Linked DNA regions of Homo sapiens: region 2 is linked to region 1. A link is a loop called in an ENCODE intact Hi-C map of the cell type or tissue named here. Cell type or tissue: ascending aorta. All regions are shown on one strand. Links, peaks and the distances in the headings refer to the core of each region. The heading gives the core; the rest is flanking DNA. Region 1 has its middle 72 kb from the start of IL1R1. Region 2 has its middle 22 kb from the start of IL1R1.

Region 1 (9,954 bases), core at 1,955-9,954:
GTTGATCCCTCCCTGGCACAGATAAGTTGGGAAGCTCTATGATACACTGCCAATAGATTGATCATCTTAAAGCCAATTGTGCCACCCATTTGCTGCTAGAAATTTAAATGGCTCCTCATAGCCACTCCCAGTGAAATCTTCTGTCTTTAACCTGTATTTTCGTTCTTATCTGCCAAGATATGCTTTACATTCCCTGGGAAGAAATTAACTTCTGTCATCTAGGCTTCCTCGACATTTCTAGGAAGTGCAGTAGGCAATCAGGTATGTGTGGGGTGGGTGTGTACCAAAAACTTGCAAACCAGTTGCATGCAATATATGCAATGGGGTTCTGAGATCAAGAACTCAAAATATGTGTATTTGTATGAAGAATTCTAAAAGTAGAAATCTAATCTCCTTGGAAAGAGGTGAATTTTTTTTTCAAATAACTGGTAATCACCTCTTTAACATTTAAATTTTATTTCTCTTTTAACTGTGTTCTTTTAGCATGTGTTATAATTTTGTGCATCACCATAGCTCCCCGCCAGCTCACAAGCTCCTAATGGCAGGATCCCCAGATTTCCTCAGTGCCCACTATGTCTACACAGAGCCAGTGTCACAACATGCTCATCATACATATGTGTTGAATGGAAACATTTTCCTGTGCAAACTGATTAACAGAGAAACTTAGTAAAGAAGTGTTGGTCTGGATTGGATGAGATCAGAGAGTTGAAGGTACAGTGTCTGGGAGGGTGTTTAGAAGCCATCTATTCAAACTCCCACTACCAATAACTTGTTTTACTTGCCAATCCCATGGATGTCACATAACTGATTAAAGTTAACACAAGGTAATCCAGGTGTCACCACTGACTTTGCCAAGGTCCAACTCAAAAAACAAGAGAAAAATGTATAAAGAATACGCATAACACACGTTTATATGTAAACACACATATATATACATATAGAATGAAAATATATATTCAATGAGTTAGATAATTAATGAGTTAAATATATATATATTTAATAAAATGTCATTGTTTTTCTGATAATAAAAATGATGCACTGAAAAACTTCATGAAATGCAGAAATGTTTAGTAAAGAAGAAAATAAAAATCACCAAATCCTCCATCTGGAGCAGACCATGTTTTAAATGACAGCAAAATCCCTTCCTGTATTGTTTTACTTTTCTAAAAGCCATTGTGAAAATTCCTTCTACCTCTTCACTTAGCAGAAGGTCAATGAGAAAATGGGTGCTCCTGACTGGACAATGTGGTGGATTTAAACGGCCTGCAAATTCTTTGTCACTTTCGCCTTTGAAAGAGGAAGTTTGTTTTCCTCCCAGCTTGAATTTGGTGCTTCTGCTTTACCCATAGAGGGCAGAGGAAGGGATGTTAGGCTAGCTCTGGGGCAGCATCTCACAAAGGTTGAACAGCTTCCATGTCTGCACTTTTAGGAGCCCCAAACTACCATGTAAGGAATAGGCCACCCGGCTGGAGAGAATGCAGAAAGACCATATGGAGAGGCCCAGAGATGACATGGGCAGATAGGCCCAGTCATCACAGCTTGCCATCTGAGCCCAGCCTCCCCACTGTCTCACCAAAGCACCAGACGTGTGAAAGCACCATATGGAACCTCACCAGCCCAAAGAAGCATCCACAGGACTGCAGCCCCAGACCACGTCATGTGGAGCAGAACTGCCCACAGAACCACGAGAAAAGAGAAGATGGTTGTTGTTTTCTGGACTGGGGGTAGGGGAAGAGGTAGTTACACAGCAATAGATTACTAAAACAGCTAGCAAAATTCTTAATATTTGAACTTCTTTGAGAGTTACCAAAACTAAACCCAAGGAGTAAATCCTAAATTATATTGCAAACCTAGAGACCACGTGCTGCTCATCACTCACAAGATGAAAAGAACATGGGACTTGAAGTGGCACTACTGGGGCAGAGCTCCTTGGGACTGAGCTACTGAGACGTTCGATTGGAATAAGTCCCTCGACCTGTTTGCTCCTCCATCCTCTCATCATAAAAGAGGGGCATTGTTGACGTCCATTTTAGGGGGTTTTAAGAAAGGGTCAATGAAACTCTATAAAGGGAGATTTTTTTTTAATTGCATAAGGTAGGGTTGCTTTTTGCCTCTTCTCTTCTTTGAGCTTAGAGATTTGTTGACCGTAAATGGTGCTGTCAAATGAGTATGGTATGGTCTCCTACCTTGGAAAGGCAAGAGGAATTCAGACATATGTTTAAGAGTCAATATTTTATCTATTTGGCATCCAAGAAAGAGCCCTGAGTATCTCTCAGGTACTCAGAGGTTTAAGCAATTTCACTGAGATTCTGTGAAAATGCAGAGTAAGGGGTGACTAAGGCAGTGGAAGAGGCACATGGACTTCTGAGAAGCCACCAGTGCTTCCCTGTCAATCATCATCAGTCTCCTCTACACTGGAGGTTGAGGGAAGGGAGGGAAGGAACTCATCACTGAGATTTTTCAGAGGCAAATGATTAAATCTTTGTTCCTATTCCATTTTGCAGGGGCCATGGCCTCTCTTTCCACCCCAGCTTTTCTTCACAGTCAGCACTTTGCCTAGTGGACTTTTTGGTGCCAGATGAGTTTGTTTGTTTATTTGTTCACCTATTATCCATCTCCCCCAGTAGAATTTAGGCTACATGAGAATAAGAACCTTGTCTATGATGTTCACCGTATTGTATCCGTGGTCCCCAGAATGATGCCCTGAACCCTCATGAAATAGCTGTGGAATGAATAAATGCTGACACTTTTTTTCTCACATGCTTTGGCCCCAGACCTACTGCATCCAAAGTGGAGCCTTGGGAATCCGCCTTTTACTGAGTTTTGCGAATAGTTGATCCCCCAGTACATAATGCCTGGATTAAATGAAAACATTTAAGAAAAATGAGGACAGGGAAAAGGCATCATGGTATTCCAGACCCAAAGAGAAAGGGAGTTTCTATACCCACAGCCCCAGGAGCTGTTTACATTTGACTCAGCTCAAGCTCAGAACTGGCCGGGAAGGGCCTTCAGTCAGTGGGCTGTGAACACATCTTCCCAAGACAGGAAGGACTTAGCATGACATTAAACTCGGAAATGGTAAAGGAAAATTTCTCATAGTTTCACCTACAAAAAAGCGAAAACTTTTGCATAGAAAAGACAACTTGGAAAAAAAAACTAAGTTTGGCAAATCAATGAAAACTTAGGGAAAAATATTTGCAACATGTATTACCAATCAAGGTTTAATGTTTATAATAAATAAACAATTCTCACAAATCCAAGAGAGAATACTGCAAAAGACATGAATAAACAGTCCACAGAAGAAAAAAGAAAGAAGCAAAAAGCAATAAGCAAAAAGCAAAAAGCCAATAGACGTGAAAAACATGTTCAAGATTACTAATAACCAAAGAAATGTGAATTAAGATAATAGAAAAATGCCATGTTTTGGTAGAGACTAAACGATTTCTAATATTCCAGTAAGTGAGGTATAAGAAACCAGGTACATCTATTACAAGTGTAAACTATTAAAATCTGTTTTGGAGGATAAAGCGCCAAACTTTTAAAACCTATATTCTATTTGGCTTAGCAATATTATTTCTAGTTTATCCTAAACAGATAATTGCCCAAGTAAACAGTGCTATATGTAAAGTGTACGAATTTTTTTCTTTTTTTTTTTTTTTGGTGACACAGAGTCTTGCTCTGTCACCCAGGCTGGAGTGCAATGGCACAATCTCGGCTCACTGCAACCTCCACCTCCCGGGTTCAAGCAGTTCTCCTGCTTCAGCCTCCCTAGTAGCTAGGATTACAGGCACAGGCCACCATGCCCAGCTAATTTTTTTGTATTTTTACTAGAGACGGGGTTTTGCCGTGTCAGCCAGGGTGGTCTCGAACTCCTGACCTCAGCTGATTCCCCCCACTTCGGCCTCCCAAAGTGCTGGGATTACAGGCATAAGCTACCACACCCGGCCAAGTACAATGATTTTACACATTATTTGCAATTTTGAAAAATATGGACCAATTCTAAGGGCCCATTGTGGAGGATGTATAGTCCAGGTGCTTCCTCGGAAGATGGCCCTTGGCAGCCACTGGTCTAGGAGAGGACACCGGCACCATGGGGTTCAACCAGGGTGGATCTCACACCTCCTTCTTGGCACATTAAGGCATGGCATTTCTCCCTCTTCCCTCACAAGAGGTTGTAAAGCCTGGTGCCACTACAAAAACCATTTTGCCACCATAAAGGGAAAGAATCTTCAAACAAAACCAACACACAGAGGAGGGGACATACAGGGAAATGCCAAATATTATGCTAGTAGTATGGAACCCACTCAGAAGCCACTCTTTCTTTGAACTTCAGTTACATGAGATGGTAAATTTATGTAAGCCAGTTTGGGCCACTTTCTGATACTTTCAGCCAAAAGCCACATGATAAAGCCATCACCAGGGAACTGAATAAATACATTATGACACAATCTTACAATAAAATGCCATGCAAGTGATTTATTCAAGAATAAAATACCATGCAATGGATTTTTCAAGAAAGTATGCCCTATATACAGTGCCACAAATAGATGTCCATTAGAAGTCGTTAAGAGAGAAAAGTGTTAAGGAATGATATGTGTGATATCACCCTATTTAGTTAAAAAGGCAAATTGAGCTACAGATAGAGATATAAATTTGATATAAATTAGAATCAGAAGGGAAGAGGGAGCTTTTATTTCTTCCTTTACATACTTCTGATTTTTTGAGGTTTTAAATAAGTATCCCTTACTTTATATATATAAGTATACAAATATATTTCAGCTTTGGACCTCTGAAGTACTCTTGGTAGCATCATTTTAAAAATCATGATATAACACATAATGATGCCTAGTCTTCAAATATCTTAGTGTTTTTTTTTACATAAGATCAATTTACATAACCTTATCCTTATTTAACTTTTAATCCTTTTTGACAGTTCCATGTCTATCTTGAAAAAGAATGTGTCTTAATCTCTAGAAGTAAAAATAAATAAGAGCTACCTCTTAGATACACACCTTCCCCAAGCCACCCCAACCCTCAAGCCTGAGATTCCCACCTAGAAAATAAAGACAGCCATGGTATATCTTCATGAGTGTCATGAGGGAGGGGTGAACACAGGTGTTCAAAGTTTCCAGCACAGGGCCTGGGACAAAATGACTCTTCAGTGGTAGTTTTTGTTGCTATTCAATGTCCTCAGAGTAAAGGGGCCCCTTCTGGAAATTTATTTTTGCTTGGAGGTTCGGTGAACCTTACCCTGGCTTTCTATCTCTTCAAACACCCTAGAAGCAGAAAGAATTCCATGGGGCCAACTCTGGGCCTTCCCACTCTGAAAACGACACAGTCACAAACTACAGGCCCAAGGAAGCCAGGGCGGGCCCTTTAAAACCTTACCCTCATTGACTCAAGCAGCTTGAGAAGGAGCCTTGGCAGTCCTCTGGCCACTGTAATCATCTTTCACATTAGTCGAGACAAATGCCTTGGAATTTTCCTTAAACTGGGTGTCACCTCCCATTTTTGATATGAAAAGATACAAGTGAAGAGCTGCCAATGGGTGGAGTCTTGGGCCGGGTCCCCGGATACGTCAGGCTACTTTCATTTTCCAGATATGGGAGAAGAGAAAAGTAGGCCAGGCCAGGGCTGCAGTGTCCCCAAGAGGTCAGCAGCTCCAGGCTCTGAGCCTTGCTTCTGGGCTGCCTTCCAGCCCCACTCCATTCCAGTTTGCAGTAATGAATGTTATACACACACTCATACACACACACACACACACACGCACACACACATACACACACACATGCACACTGATTTTTTTTAGGAGCCGTCAATGAAGTTTTAAGTTGTTGACAATTATTGTTGGTCATCAGGCCAGCAATTCTTCTGAGTGAAGTGTTGAACAAGGCTGGGCCTCAGAGCTACACAGATGTATGGCTTCCTGAAAGCCATACATCTGTGTGTGCCTGGGTAACTTGAGAAATAGTACTATGCATGTGATAAGTGTGCCACAAAGACTTAGAAAGATAGAAAACTCCTCACAGATTTTTCACTTAAGGAGGTAATGTCCTCTTGAAAATGTTATTAAGTACAAATTAAACAAATGTTCAAGGTGCACCTACCTGACACACCAGGGGCGCCTGACAAATATTTCTGGAATGACAGAATGATTCTTTGCTCTGTGGTCTGAAGCAAATGACTTGCCTTGGTTGGGTCCCAGTCTCCTTTCTGTGAATAGAGGTAATCACACCTCCTCCATGGGTGGTGAAGGCTGAGGAAAAACGCTTTGTCCAGGAGGGTTGTGCTGCGAATAGGAGAGCAGGTTTGGGGGAGGTGGCTAACCTTGGCACCCACCTGGGCTCGCAGAAGCCAGTGGGAGGTATGAGATAAACTGCCCAGGGACCTCCTCAGCCACCCTTACATCTTATCTGCCCTGTAGCCACGTCCTCCCCTGCAGTCAGGCTGCTTATCAGGGGCTGACACCAGGCGCAGCCAACTTTGTGCTTTGATTCTTGCCAGGTTTCTTCTGTGGAAGGGGTTTCCAGCCCCCGCACCCCCTTAGCCAAAGTTTGCCCTTTAAAGTCAATCTCCGGTCACACATCTCCAGTAAGCCTTCAAACCTCACTCCAGAGCCGACTCTCTCCTCCATCCTCCCCTATGCCTTCTGCCCCCACACTAAGGCAGCAGGTTGCATTCGCCGGGCACTGCCCTGACAGGAGGGCAAGCACAGGATGGAGTCGAGAAACCAGCATAGTCACCAAGCTGATTTTTCAAAATGTGAATCTTAAAAACCTTGACTTTTAAGTCTGCCACTTGAGAGAGAAGAATTTTGGTTTTATTTTTGCTTTTATTTGTTGGAACTCTAGAACATATCCTTATATATCAAGAGCCTGGAGCATAACGTTATGCCATAAACCAGAGAGTTCCTGTTCAAGGGAAGTACACGTTTGAACCAGCACATAACACAATGAACACTGAGGGAAGATGACTAGGGTTGGGGCAGAAATGGAAGTTAGGGAGTAGGGGGCATGAGAAAACGAGGAAATTGTGTTGATTTCCAGGCTCCAGCCAGAGACTGTAAACCTTGGATTGAAGCCCACTCCACGATGGAGCCTGTGGATGGGCAACAAGGGGGTTGGCAGTGGGTAGGGGAGGGAGGGATACCTGGGAAGATGGGCTTGAGGGAAGTCTCAAGGTTCAAATCACCCCAGCAAGCTACAGAAGGGTTTTGGAAAGTTCCTGGGCTATTCCTACAAAGCACGTGCCCCACGGACCCATGCAGGGCCCATGCAGGACACACAGAAATCAACAGCACAAGGTGCAGTGACCAGGTCCATATCACTAAGCAGCTCCAATTGTGGGCAGCAATGAGAGAAGAGAGGAAAAGAAGAAAGGCAAAGAATCTTGAGCTCTTTCAAACCCTTAAGTAACCATATGTAGGACTGAGAGGACCTGAGTGACCCTGAGATGGTGTATTAGTCTGTTCTCACACTGCTCATAAAGACATACCCAAGACTGGGTAATTTATCAAGGAAAGAGGTTTAATGGACTCACAGTTCCACATGGCTGGGGAGGCCTCACAATCATGGCAGAAGGCAAATGAGGAGCAATGTCACATCTTACATGGCTGCCATGGCTTCAGGCAAGAGAGTGTGTGCAGGGGAACTGCCCTTTATAAAACCATCAAATCTCATGAGGCCTATTCACTACCTTGAGAACAGTATCAGGGAGACTGCCCCCATGATTCAGTTATCTCCACCTGGCCTCACCCCTTCACCCCCTTTTTTTTTTTTTTTCTAAGACAGAGTCTCGCTCTGTCACCCAGGCTGGAGTGCAGTGGGCGATCTCAGCTCACTGCAACCTCCGCCTCCCGGGTTCACGCCATTCTCCTGCCTCAGCCTCCCAAATAGCTGGGACTACAGGTGCCTGCCACCACGCCCAGCTAATTTTTTGTATTTTTAGTAGAGACAGGGTTCCACCGTGTTAGCCAGGATGGTCTCGATCTCCTGACCTCGTGATCTGCCCACCTCGGCCTCCCAAAGTGCTGGGATTACAGGCGTGAGCCACCGTGCCCGGCCTGGCCTCACCCTTGACAAGTGGGAATTATTAAAATTCAAGGTGAGAGTTGGGTGGGGACACATTCAAACCATACCAGCTGGAAAAAACTGAATTTTTCCACCATAAGCAGAAGTAGGGATTCATGAGCTAAGTTAAGATCAATTATAGAGAAAGAAAGTCCCATTTTGGTGTAATTATGACTAAATGTCACACTGCTATCTTCATGCTGGCCCCTTACCTTCCCTGGATGACCAGCCATCCTAGTTTGCCCAAGATAGTCCTGGTTTTAGGATTGAATGTCCTGCAGCCCAAGAGATCCCTCAGGCCTGGGCACACTGGGATGGTCAGTCACCCCACCTTCACCTGGCACCAATGCATCATCTGTCCAGGATGTACTGGAGTTTTTTTGTTTTGGTTTGTTTTGAGATGGAGTCTTGCTGTGTTGCCCAGGCTGGAGTCTAGTGGCACGATCTCGGCTCACTACAACCTCTGCCTTCTGGATTCAAGGAATTCTCCTGCCTCAGCCTCCCGAGTAGTTGGGATTATAGGCGCCGCCGCCAGGCCCAGCTCATTTCTCATATTTTTAGTAGAGACAGGGTTTCACCATGTTGGCCAGGCTGGTCTTGAACCCCTGACCTCAGGTGATCCACCCACCTCAGCCTCTGAAAGTGCTGGGATTACAGGCTTGAGCCACCACACCCGGCTGTCCCTGTTTGATTTTAAGTGGAGTGAGGAAAAGGACCATGTGGCGTTCAGACTGTTCATTCAACCAGCAAAAGTGAATGCAGTTTCCCTGCACTGAATTCTGACGGGTGAGACTGACTCTTAAGCAGATAATTAAAATACACTGTGATAAAGGGGAATGTAAATTAACGCAACAAGCGAGTGCTGCACACCTATCAGAACGGCTAAAATTTAGAAGATGGGCAAGAACAAATGTCGGCAAAGATGCGGAGCAACCAGAGCTCTCTGCGCTGCTGGGGAGAATGTGCAATGCTGCAGCCACTCGGGGGGGAATGCTGGCACTTTCATATAAAACTAAATATATGCCTGTCTTTGACTCAGTAGTTCCATTCCTAGGTGTCTACTCAAGAGAATAAAAATATCTGCCCATGAAACAGCTGTACTGCAGAGTAAGTTTAAAAATAATAGCCCAAAATTAGAAAGTGCCCAAGCTGCAGGAGAACTGGTAAACTAACTGTGGCACAGTCACACAATTGAATAGTGCTCATGATCTACTGGCGCACACAACATGGATGAATCCCAAAACATCATTCTGAGTGCAAGAAACTAGACACACACAAGCACGTACTCTATGCTCCATTTATATGAAGCTCCAGGAAAGACCTTCAAATCTATAATGATAGAAATCAAACCAATAATTTTGTAGGACTGGGGTAAGGGGAATTGACCAGGAAGGGGCAGAAGGGAATCTTTTGAGGGGTTAGAAATATCCTATATCTTGCCTGTTGTGGTTATTACACAGGTCTATACATTTTTCAAAATTCGTCAAACTGCACACTTAAAACAGGTGCATTTTCTTGTTTGTGAATTAGAACAAAATAAGTTCATCTTTAAAAATCAGATTGAGAAAATAAAACAAGACCTGAGAAGCACTACAACAAACAAGCGCACAAAGCACCCAAGGGGTGAAGGAAGACTTTGCAGCTGGGCAGGGACTGAAAAGTCAGAAAGGGCTGCACTGGACAGAGAAGAGGACGAAGCACATGGCAGAAGCCAACAGCATGTGCAAAACATGCAAGGAAAAAAGCAGACGGGGCTCCAGGAAAGGCACAAGGTTGGGGGAGGGTGGTGGCCACTGTTTAAAAAAAAAAAATAGAGAGAGTCAATAGAAAGGTAGGTCTCCGCGAGTCCGGGAAATGCCTCTAAGTCCTGCAAAGCACGTTGGAC
Region 2 (9,954 bases), core at 1-8,000, 52 kb before region 1:
TACATGTGACTTCATTCTGAACATACCTTCATGACTGTCCTCAACCCATGCCAGAAACTCTCCCCTTCACTTCCCCAGGAAGCTCCCAGTCCATGAAACAATAATAAGTTTATCAAGAGCTACGACCAAGAAGAACAGGAGACATTGTTTGTGCCAGTCTAAATCCAAGCTAGAATTACTCTTGATGCAAATATGATGAAGAATTTTCGTTATTGGTTTCGTTTGTTTGTTTGTTGTTGAGACAAGAATTATTCTTGATGCAAAGATGATGAAGGGAGTTGCAAGCATGTGTTCTCTCCTGTGGTTTTCCTAGCAAGACACTCTACAGAGTAAAGGCAGCATGTGCTAAACAATCAATGGACTCTAGACGGTTGTGTGGTAGCCGAGGAAGAGCCACCATGAGAGGTTCCCTGCCATCAGCCTGGCAAGCCGCAAGGGTGAGGATATGGTTTGGCTCTGTGTCCCCACCCAAATCTCATCTTGGATTGTAATCTCCATGTGTCAAGGGAGGAACCTGATGGGAGGTGATTGGATTATGGCGGTGGTTCCCCCATGCTGTTCTCGTGATAGTGGGTGAGTCTCAGGAGGTCTTATTTTTTTTTATTTTTTGAGACAGAGTCTTGCTCTGTTACCCAGGCTAGAGTGCAATGGCACAATCTCAGCTCACTGCAACCCCCGCCTCCCAGGTTCAAGTGATTCTCCTGCCTCAGCTTCCCGAGTAGCTGGGATTACAAGTGCCAGCCACCACACCCAGCTAATTTTTGTATTTAATAGAGACAGGGTTTTACCATGTTGGCCAGGCTGGTCCCAAACTCCTGACCTTAAGTGATTCACCTGCCTCGGCCTCTCAAAGTGCTGGGATTACAGGCATGAGCCACCACATCCGGCCAGATCTGATGGTTTTAAAAGTGGCAGTTTTTCCTGTGCTCTCACTTCACTTCTCCCGCCTGCCACCATGTCAGATGCACTTGCTTCCCCTTCCACAATGATTATAAGTTTCCCGAGGCTTCCCCAGCCATGTGGAATTGTGAGCCAATTATACCTCTTTTCCTTATAAATTACCCAGTCTCAAGTATTTCTTTTTTGGGGGGGCAGTGGTGGGGGGGAGATGGAGTCTTGCTCTGTCACCCAGGCTGGAGTGCAGTGGCGCAATCTCAGCTCACTGCATCCTCCACCTCCTGGGTTCAAGCGATTCTCCTGCCTCAGCCTCCCGAGTAGCTGGGATTACAGGCGCACCACCATGCTTGGCTAATTTTTCTATTTTTAGTAGAGATGGAGTTTCACCATGTTGCCCAGGCTGGTCTTGAACTCCTGACCTTGGGCAATCTGCCCACCTCAGCCTCCCAAAATGCTGAGACCACAGGTATGAGCCACTGTGCCCAGTCTCGGGTATTTCTTTACAGCAGTGCAGAAACAGACTAATACAGGTGTCCACCCTGCCAGCTCCCACAGCACCCTTGTCTAACCTTTCCCTGCCTCAAGAATAGAGGAGGTAGTGTGTGAGTACTTTACTTAGGTGATCTCACAAGATAAACCCCTTTCTCTTTCCCTCTTCCCCTTTCCATCCCTTTCACCTCTCTCCTTCTCCCTCTTGTTCACCATCTCCTTCCTAATCTCTGCCAAGTCTCATTCCTATCAACCAAGAAAGACCCATATGAGGCACTGTAGGCATATTTCTAAATTTTTTTACATTGAATTCATGTTACATTATTTTATTTTATTTTATTTTATTTTATTTTATTTTATTAAGACACAGTCTCACTCTGTCACCCAGGCTGGAGTGCAATGGCGTGATCTCGGCTAACTGCAAACTCCACCTCTAGGGCTCAAGAGATTCTCCTGCCTCAGCCTCCCAAGTAGCTGGGATTATAGGTGCACGCCACCATGACCAGCTAACATTTTTGTATTTTTAGTAGAGGTGGGGTTTCGCCATGTTGGCCAGGCTGGTCTGGAACTCCTGACCTCAGGTGATCTGTCTGCCTTGGCCTCCCAAAGTGCTGGGATTACAAGTGTGAGCCACTGTGGCTGTCCTATGTATAAACAAAGTATTATTTTGATACAATTTAAAAAGATTTCCCCTAGCCTTTTCATTTACCGTTAATATTTATGGTAAATGCTACTTTGATTTACTCTAATTTGTTTTAAACATGGACCTCTGGGTATGCCTCATTCCAAAAAAAAGCTAAATGTATTTATTACAAAATCTCAGCTTGCTTCTCAAAATGAGTTTCATGACACTTGTCCCATAAGACACAAACACAATTTCACAGATAATAAAGATAGCATGGAATTATTACATGTGCAGTCAAATGTCTCTGATTGATAAAACTTTGGCATTTTATTACATTATCCTTTGAATCAACAAACATTGCATCGGAATGCAGAAGTACCTTAAGGAAATAGAGTGAGTATACTGCATTCCATCTTTCATGATTTCTATGTATTTCAGTTGATGTTTACTCAGTTGATATTTGCTCAGCATGCCTATATTTCTTACTAAAGTAAACCAATTTCCCTGATCCCTGCTTTCAGTCTACAGGCATGAGCCTAAAAGACACCTTGGCCATGACTGGTGGGGCCAAGAATATTTGCTAGACCCAAAGCTACAGCATTCACATGCTCTCCCCAAGAATTTTACATTGAAATACATGGAGTTAATGCATATGTGTTATAGATGGAGTCAAAACAAAGTGTTTAGCTCTGAACATCACTTGGGAGATGCAGAGTGACTGTGTTTTCTGAAAACAAGGAAAGCCAGTTTTCAAAGAGAGAGAGAGAAAAGCAAGGAATGGAGACAAGAAATGAAGAATGATTCCTTCAGACCCTGGCAGACAACCTCCCTGGCTGGTCCCAGTTCTTCCAGAAACATGGCTATGTCCTTGCTCTTGGGTTTCACGAGGCCCTTCTGAATATTAACTACAATTTTTCGCTTGAACAAACCTGGCCCATACCTGATCCTGATACTTAAAATCACCAACTCATAACTGAGCGCCCCTCACTCACGCCTGTTAGTAAACTGTTTTTTTTAGATTCAGTTGCTATTGCCAGGTACAGCACTTCTCTATTTCATGTCCACTCACTCATTATTCTGTGCGCATGTGTGCATAGGAGACAGGGAGAGAGAGAGAACTGACACAGAAAACTCTGACTTCAGTATAAAAGTTTTAGGCCTGTATCTCAGCAGGCCTGACTCAGAAATGCAGTCTCTCCATGTCTCACACTCATTATGTTCTCATGAGACAGAGGCGTGGAATGCAATTCTGCCTTATTCGTGGAAAATTACATCTATAACTGCCAAAGGGCCCAGCTATTCTTATTTACTGACCAGTATGTTTTCTTCTTCCAGGAAGGCCAGGCCCCTGTGAGATGGACACATTTTTTCTTTGACCTTATTTAAAAGTATAGCATGGAAACCAGTCCATGGCCTTAAGGTGGTCCAGCCCCATGTGTATTGATTCAAAGGGTGATCTTAGGTACTGGGAATCCTATTTTTGAATGTATGAAACAAACGTATATCTTCCAGGGCTGCCCTTTTCTTGATTCTGGTTGCCTGGCAGCTTCACATTTTTAAAGGAGAGGCATCTATTACCTTGAGGTGAGGAAGATGAAGGCTGAGAACAAAAAAGTGTTGCATGGCTTTAAACTCCAGTATAGAGTTTAAATCCATAGCAAGACAACAGCCTAAGCAAAAATATCGTTAGCTGTAATATGTACAATAAGAAAAAAAATGCTGCCAAATAACTAGGACCTACTATCCATTGCAAGATGCATCCTAATTTCAGAAATGTTAAAATGTGGTTTTAAAAAATGTGCTAGGCTTTGTTGAGAGAGAGAAAATGGTATTTTTGAACTCCCCAAACTGGGCTTGACATCTCAAGAGTCATGGAGGAAGACTGGACCCATAAACCCTAGAGTAAGCCAGGCTGGACTTGGACAGTGGAGACCTTCTGACCACACAGCCAGGGAGGCCCTTCCTGTAGAGCTAGAGGGAAGATCTGCAGAAGGAGAAAGAAGGAAGGCAAGAGCTCAGCTCTGATGGTCAACTCCAGAAGAAGGAGTAGAAACTGAGTCACCGGGCTGGTGGAGGAGCAGCCTGGAAATGGCAGTCTCTTTCCAGAAGGCAGTGCTCAGTGACACGTGGCTCCACAGCTGCAAGGGCTGCCTCTGGCAAAGCGGAGGAAGCTGACAAGAATTCCTAGGCACCGAGGAGGGGGATAGAAGTTGCGAGAGAAACCAGAGGAACAGAAGATGCCTGGAGAGAAACCAGGGGGTTGGGGGGCGGACATCTGCAGGCAACAGCAAAGTCCATGGTGGTCAGCACCGGGTGGCTGGATGTCCCAGACCCCTGGGTCAATGGCATACAGTGCACAGGCTGCAGCAAGGACCCAAGGGCACAGCGTGGCCATTGACCAAGCAGGATGAGCCATCTCCCGGGGGCCAGCTCCATGATGACAGCCTAAGAGGGAAACCCTGCAGGATGCAGATTAACACTAGGGCCTGACAGGAGCAAGAGGAAGAGTCCCCAAGCAGCTGCTTGCCAAGACCAGCTGAGATTTAGAGTGAACTGTGACAGACATCATAATACCTATGTTCTGCTAAAAACCCGGATGTGGACCACATGTGCCGGAACTCATTTACTCTTACATTTGATCATTAAACCAATTTTTTATTGTGCGCACACCATGTACTAGGCAGTGTTCCAGGTACTTGAGGTGTATCTAGGAACAAATCCAACAAATCCCTACCCACCTGCAGAGCGTGGAGGGATAATACATGACAAACATAATAGTGAATGGGATTGTGTAGTGTGTGCAAAGGTGAATTGAAGAAAACAAGCTTCTGCTTCAGGAAACCTGAATTGAGAGCAAATTTGTGTTTCATTATACAATACCTGTTTCCCATCTGAGCCCCACATTTTATGCCGGAGTTGCCTGCCTCTGTGTGACACTGAAGGACAGAAAAATGAACACAACGCAGACCCTGTGCCTAAGGAATTGACAATTCACCTGTGAGTTTACACAGTGAGCTTCATGGAGGCAGGAATTGTGCCTTTCCTGCATGTGACAAATGTTTACTAAGCACCTAGTAAAATACATGCCAGGTACTTGGCACGTGCACACAATGCACACACGACACACATTCATGCAACACACAGCCACAGAGCACATGCAACACACACAAAACACACACAACAAACACGTACATTCACACCATACATATAACACCCATATACAACATATGATACACACTGACTCAACACACATGAAAACCCACACACACGTTCATGAAACTACACATGAACACCCACACACTCAAACACATACGCTCACACAACATGCACATCAAAGGTTTCATGCTAAAGACTTTTCACTTTTTTCACTTTAAAGACCACTGAGGGCTGTAGGTCCGATCTGGCCAAATAAGCACTGAAAATTAATTATACCGAGGCAGTAAATGAAAGCTTTGATAGCTCAGGGGGAGGTTTGGAAGGGGCCACGACAGAGTTCTGACAGGGGACTAATGACAAGAAGAATGATTTACAGAGAGTAGAGTGGTGGCTGCCAAGGAGGGAAGGGGGAAATGGTATCAAAATATATACATTTTTCATCATGAAATGAATAAGTTCTGAAGGGCCTAATGGACAACGTGGTGACTATAGTGAGTAATACTGTATCGTACACTTGAAGTTTGCTAAGAGAGTTGATTTTAGCTGTTCTCACCATGCATACACAAAACAGGTAACTATGTAAGGTGATGAATGTGTTAGCTTGATTGTGGTGATCATTCCATAATGTGTACATACAACAAATCCTCATGTTGTATACCTTAAATATACACAATTATTGTTTGTCAGTTGTACCTCAATAAAGCTGAAAACTAAGATAATAAAAGAAAATCTACCTATGGAACCAACAGCTAGTCATCTGCGGTTCTTATGTAACTTTTGTTTAAGACTCTTCAAACTATGTCCCTGTTAGGCTGAGAAAGCCACTGAGCACCAAGTGGATCAGGGATCCTTCCCAAACTGTGGTGTTTAATGAGTGCAACAACTGCATTCTGAAATTGCATCATTGGCATCTCAGTTCCAGAAGTTAATCTCATGTAGTTAAGTTTAAAACAATAACCTACTGACCACACAAAATTTATTTTCTAATTTTCAGCAGGCCAAAGGAAGAACAATTTGGTTTCCATAGCAAATATTCCAACTTCATAAGGAAGTACAAAGTGTTTTGAGAAGAAATGCCCTCCATGGACAGAGAAATACTTTTGAAGTGCAATAAAGAACTTACATTATCACTAGGTAGCTTGAATTATCGAAGAGAAGTTACCACCTAACGTCAGCATGAAGTTACAGTGTTTACCGCCATTACCCTCCCATAAATGTTTTCGTTGCTCTGCACAGCAGATATAAGCTCAGATATGCTTATTTTGAGTAATCTAAAATAAACGTGAGATAGATAAAAAACAACTATTTTTCCTTGTCTTTTTTTTTTTTTTTTTTTTTTTGAGACACAGTCTCACTGTGTTGCCCAAGCTGGAGAGCAGTGGAGCGATCTCGGCTCACCGCAAGCTCTGCTTCCCAGGTTCATACCATTCTCCTGCCTCAGCCTCCCGAGTAGCTGGGACTACAGGTGCCTGCCACCACGCCTGGCTAATTTTTTCCTATTTTTAGTAGAGACAGGGTTTCACCATGTTAGCCGGGATGGTCTTGATCTCCTGACCTCATGATCCTCCCACCTTGGCCTCCCAAAGTGCTGGGATTACAGGCGTGAGCCACCACACCCGGCCCTACTTTTCCTTTTCTATACCTGCACTCCACACACTTCTGTGACCAGGGATTGAAGCGATGTCAAGGAATACTCTGACACCAGCTGAATGACACCAGCCGAGTGTCCCACAATTCAATTCAATTCTGATACTAACTGGAGTTAGCACAGACCTCAGGTTAAGGGTTCAGTCCCACAAGACTGCCCCCCATTTCAGATACCAAATACAAGTGCCAAGTTGTCACCTATATGTCTGACTGACCAGCTGTAAACCAGGGTTCCTACGACCCCATCCTTGGATTTCATAATTTGCTGGGATGGCTCACAGACCTCAGGGAAACACATTTCCCAGCTTACTATGTAATAAAGAATACAATAAAGGATACAGAAGACAGCCAGATGAAGAGATATGCAGGGCGAGGTGTATGGGAGGGGAAGTGCGCTTCCTTGCCCTCTCCGGGTGGGCTACCCTCCACATGTTCAGCAGCCCTGGAGCTCCCCAAACCCCAGAGTTCTGGGATTCTTACAAGACTTTGTTACTTGAACATCACTGATCATTAACTCAATCTCCAGCCTCCAGGTCTTCCCAGAGGATGGGGGTAGGACTGAAATTCCCAAGCTTCTAATCTGTTCTTTCTAGTGACCATTCTCCTCCCAGGAGCTTCATTAGAACAAAAGACTCCCATCACCCAGGAAATTCCAAGAAGTTAGGAGCTCTGTGCTGGGAATCAGGGCCAGAGATCAAATATATATTTTTATTTTGTCTATATATATATTATATGTGTATATATATATACATTTCCTATATATATATTTAGAAAAATTATATATTTTTTTCTTGTTCCTTTACAAACATATTCTTTACCATGCCAGAGGACTGATTTTGACGGAAAACTCCCAGGAACTCACAGCTTTGGTACTCTTCCAAGGTCCTAATAAACTAAGGTAACTATTGAAACTCAAGCACTCGGAACACTGGGCAATGTAAACGCTCTCTGCTCAGCAGGCTTCCCTCACACGCAAACACCGGTTCTGAGAAATCCTTACTACACCTCCCTGAGGGGACCACACAGACTTGGACCACATCTAAACAAGCCACAAGCTTGCTTCAGTTCTCTTTGGAATGGGTGGGATTCATTGGAATACATTAATATGCAGGGAACAGGCCAGAAGAAAATTAGGACGGATATTCAGAAATAGCTCTTTGTGTACATAAATAACTGAAGAGCGATGTTGGCAGCTATTTAAGGATCCAAGAAATTGGAAGACACTAAACAATAATATTTGCATCCATTTTATTTTGTAATGTCAACAGGATATGTCCATGCCTGCAGAGGCCACAAATAGCACCAAATCACTGATGGGAGAGGCCCACAGTGACCTCTCACCCTGCTCTTTCCAGCTGTGTTCTGTCAGCTTCTCTTCCCTCATCCATTCATGGGGATGACAGTGTCCACCTTGGGGGAAGTGCAAGCATATGGACAAATACAGACCAAGTCCTTGTTGTGGTGGTTGGCACTCAGTGCTTTGCGTTGTTATTTGGTCAACCCAAAAATAGACAGAGGAGGCACCATGATTGCAGGCGTACCATAAGTACAGTAAGAATGTCTTCCTAATCCAAAATTGGACATGCGGTTTGATGAGAAAAAGGATAAACATGAGATGGTGTTGCCCAATATTTAAAACCAAGACGTCAATATTTTATTTTCTTACTTAGTCATGTGTCTCAGATTCATGTCATTAAGTGTTACCTTTTATTATAAAAGTCATTTTTTCCTTCTCCACTTATCATTAGAGTCTTTCAAACTCAGCCAAACACGTCACAATGGAATAATGAATGAACATGAGAACAGTAAGAAGTGGAACTCAGAAGTTAGAGACATGCAAATTTTATCTAGGAAAATGTTACGAGGTCATAAAGAAGACACCAGGACCAAGAGTAGAAAGTGCTAACGTGATTTCACCATTTCCCCCACTAGAAGGAAAAGTGAACCCAAGAGGAAGGAGGTTTTCAGCACGGGTGGATGACCTTCCTGCTGCTGTTGCTGTTTTGTTGTTATGGTTGTTTGTATCCTCTAACATTGCTAACACAGTACAAACCACCCAATTTAAAATCAGACTTAGAAAAAGTGATCTCAACTACACAAAAGTTGACCTCCCTTTACTCTTTTTTTTGGCTAATCACCAACAGCACTTATGAACTTTATTACAAATAAAATTATCGGAATACATGGAAGAGCAATTGGATGTAATAAAATTAATCCAGAAATGCTATTTGCAGAAGAGTCAGCCATTTATGCCAAAATCTCACTTCCCCTTAAATTTTATCTTTGTATTTTGAAAAGGAAAAGCAAAAGCAGTTGCCATATTTACTTGAGAGTCAACATAGCCAAAAATTGTTAATGCCATGCTAGCAATCCAGTCTCCTAACATCCACACTTCTTTCCATCTCCAGGGTTCACTGTTATTACTTGCCAAGATTACGTGGGGGAACAAGAAAAGCCCTTAAACTTTTTTCTCAGCATGGTGGTTGAAGAGAGACAAACAAAGTGTTAGAAGCTAGAGAAATGGAGAGATGTCGAAAGCAGCAATGCATTGGGGGACATCTGAACCATCTCGACCCAGTGCAACGCACCCACCTTGTCAATGCAAAGTTGAAGATACTGCAACTATGCAACCTACATGGGCCACACAGTGAGACAGAAACACAATTTCCTTCTAAATAATCCAGATTCGCCATATAAATACTGCTGAGCAAGCTCCTATTTGCCGTTTGCTGCAAGGTTGGATGTCAAAACCTGCCATGCAAGGCTCCACTGCCTCCCAAACAAAGCCCAGACCACTCAGTATAGCATTCCAGATGCTCCTCAGTCTCCCTTGATCCTACCTTTTGGAATGTGTTCCTCTCCTCGCCCTTGATGTACCCATGTTTACTATGTGCCCATTTCCTTGCAAGTTTCCCTAATGTCTACCTCTTTTCTTGCTCGTGCAGTTTCCTCTACCCAGAATACAACCCTTCTTTCTCCTCCAGCTCAAGTCTTCTTCTTCCGCCTTCTCCCCCCTCCAAGGCCTATCCCAAATACTGCACCACTTCTTTAGGGTTTTCCCATCCCTCCGACCAGGAGAAACAGGCAACTATCTCTCCCTGCTCTGAAACCTTGAGGTTTTTCATCTCCCCCTCTCTGAT

Evidence for each region. Hi-C counts contacts between places; a loop is a spot of excess contacts. Peaks named below come from ENCODE experiments on the same cell type or tissue, not always from the same donor. Only the 100,000 strongest peaks of a DNase experiment are listed, where the experiment ranks them.
Region 2: it touches region 1 in a loop (2.5-fold over the local background); 5 of 110 quality-filtered maps call a loop at or near these places.

What each region holds. Positions count from the first base shown.
Region 1 is chr2:102,065,968-102,075,921 of GRCh38, reverse strand. It overlaps a transcript of IL1R1 not described here. Among named protein-coding and RNA genes, the nearest start is that of IL1R1, 72 kb to the left of the region's middle. In ascending aorta, for the core only: a CTCF peak has its summit at 5,655; a DNase peak (open chromatin) is centred at 5,621; H3K27ac peaks cover 4,198 bases.
Region 2 is chr2:102,115,571-102,125,524 of GRCh38, reverse strand. It overlaps a transcript of IL1R1 not described here. Among named protein-coding and RNA genes, the nearest start is that of IL1R1, 22 kb to the left of the region's middle. In ascending aorta, for the core only: no CTCF peak of the experiment used is centred there; a DNase peak (open chromatin) is centred at 3,214; H3K27ac peaks cover 1,609 bases.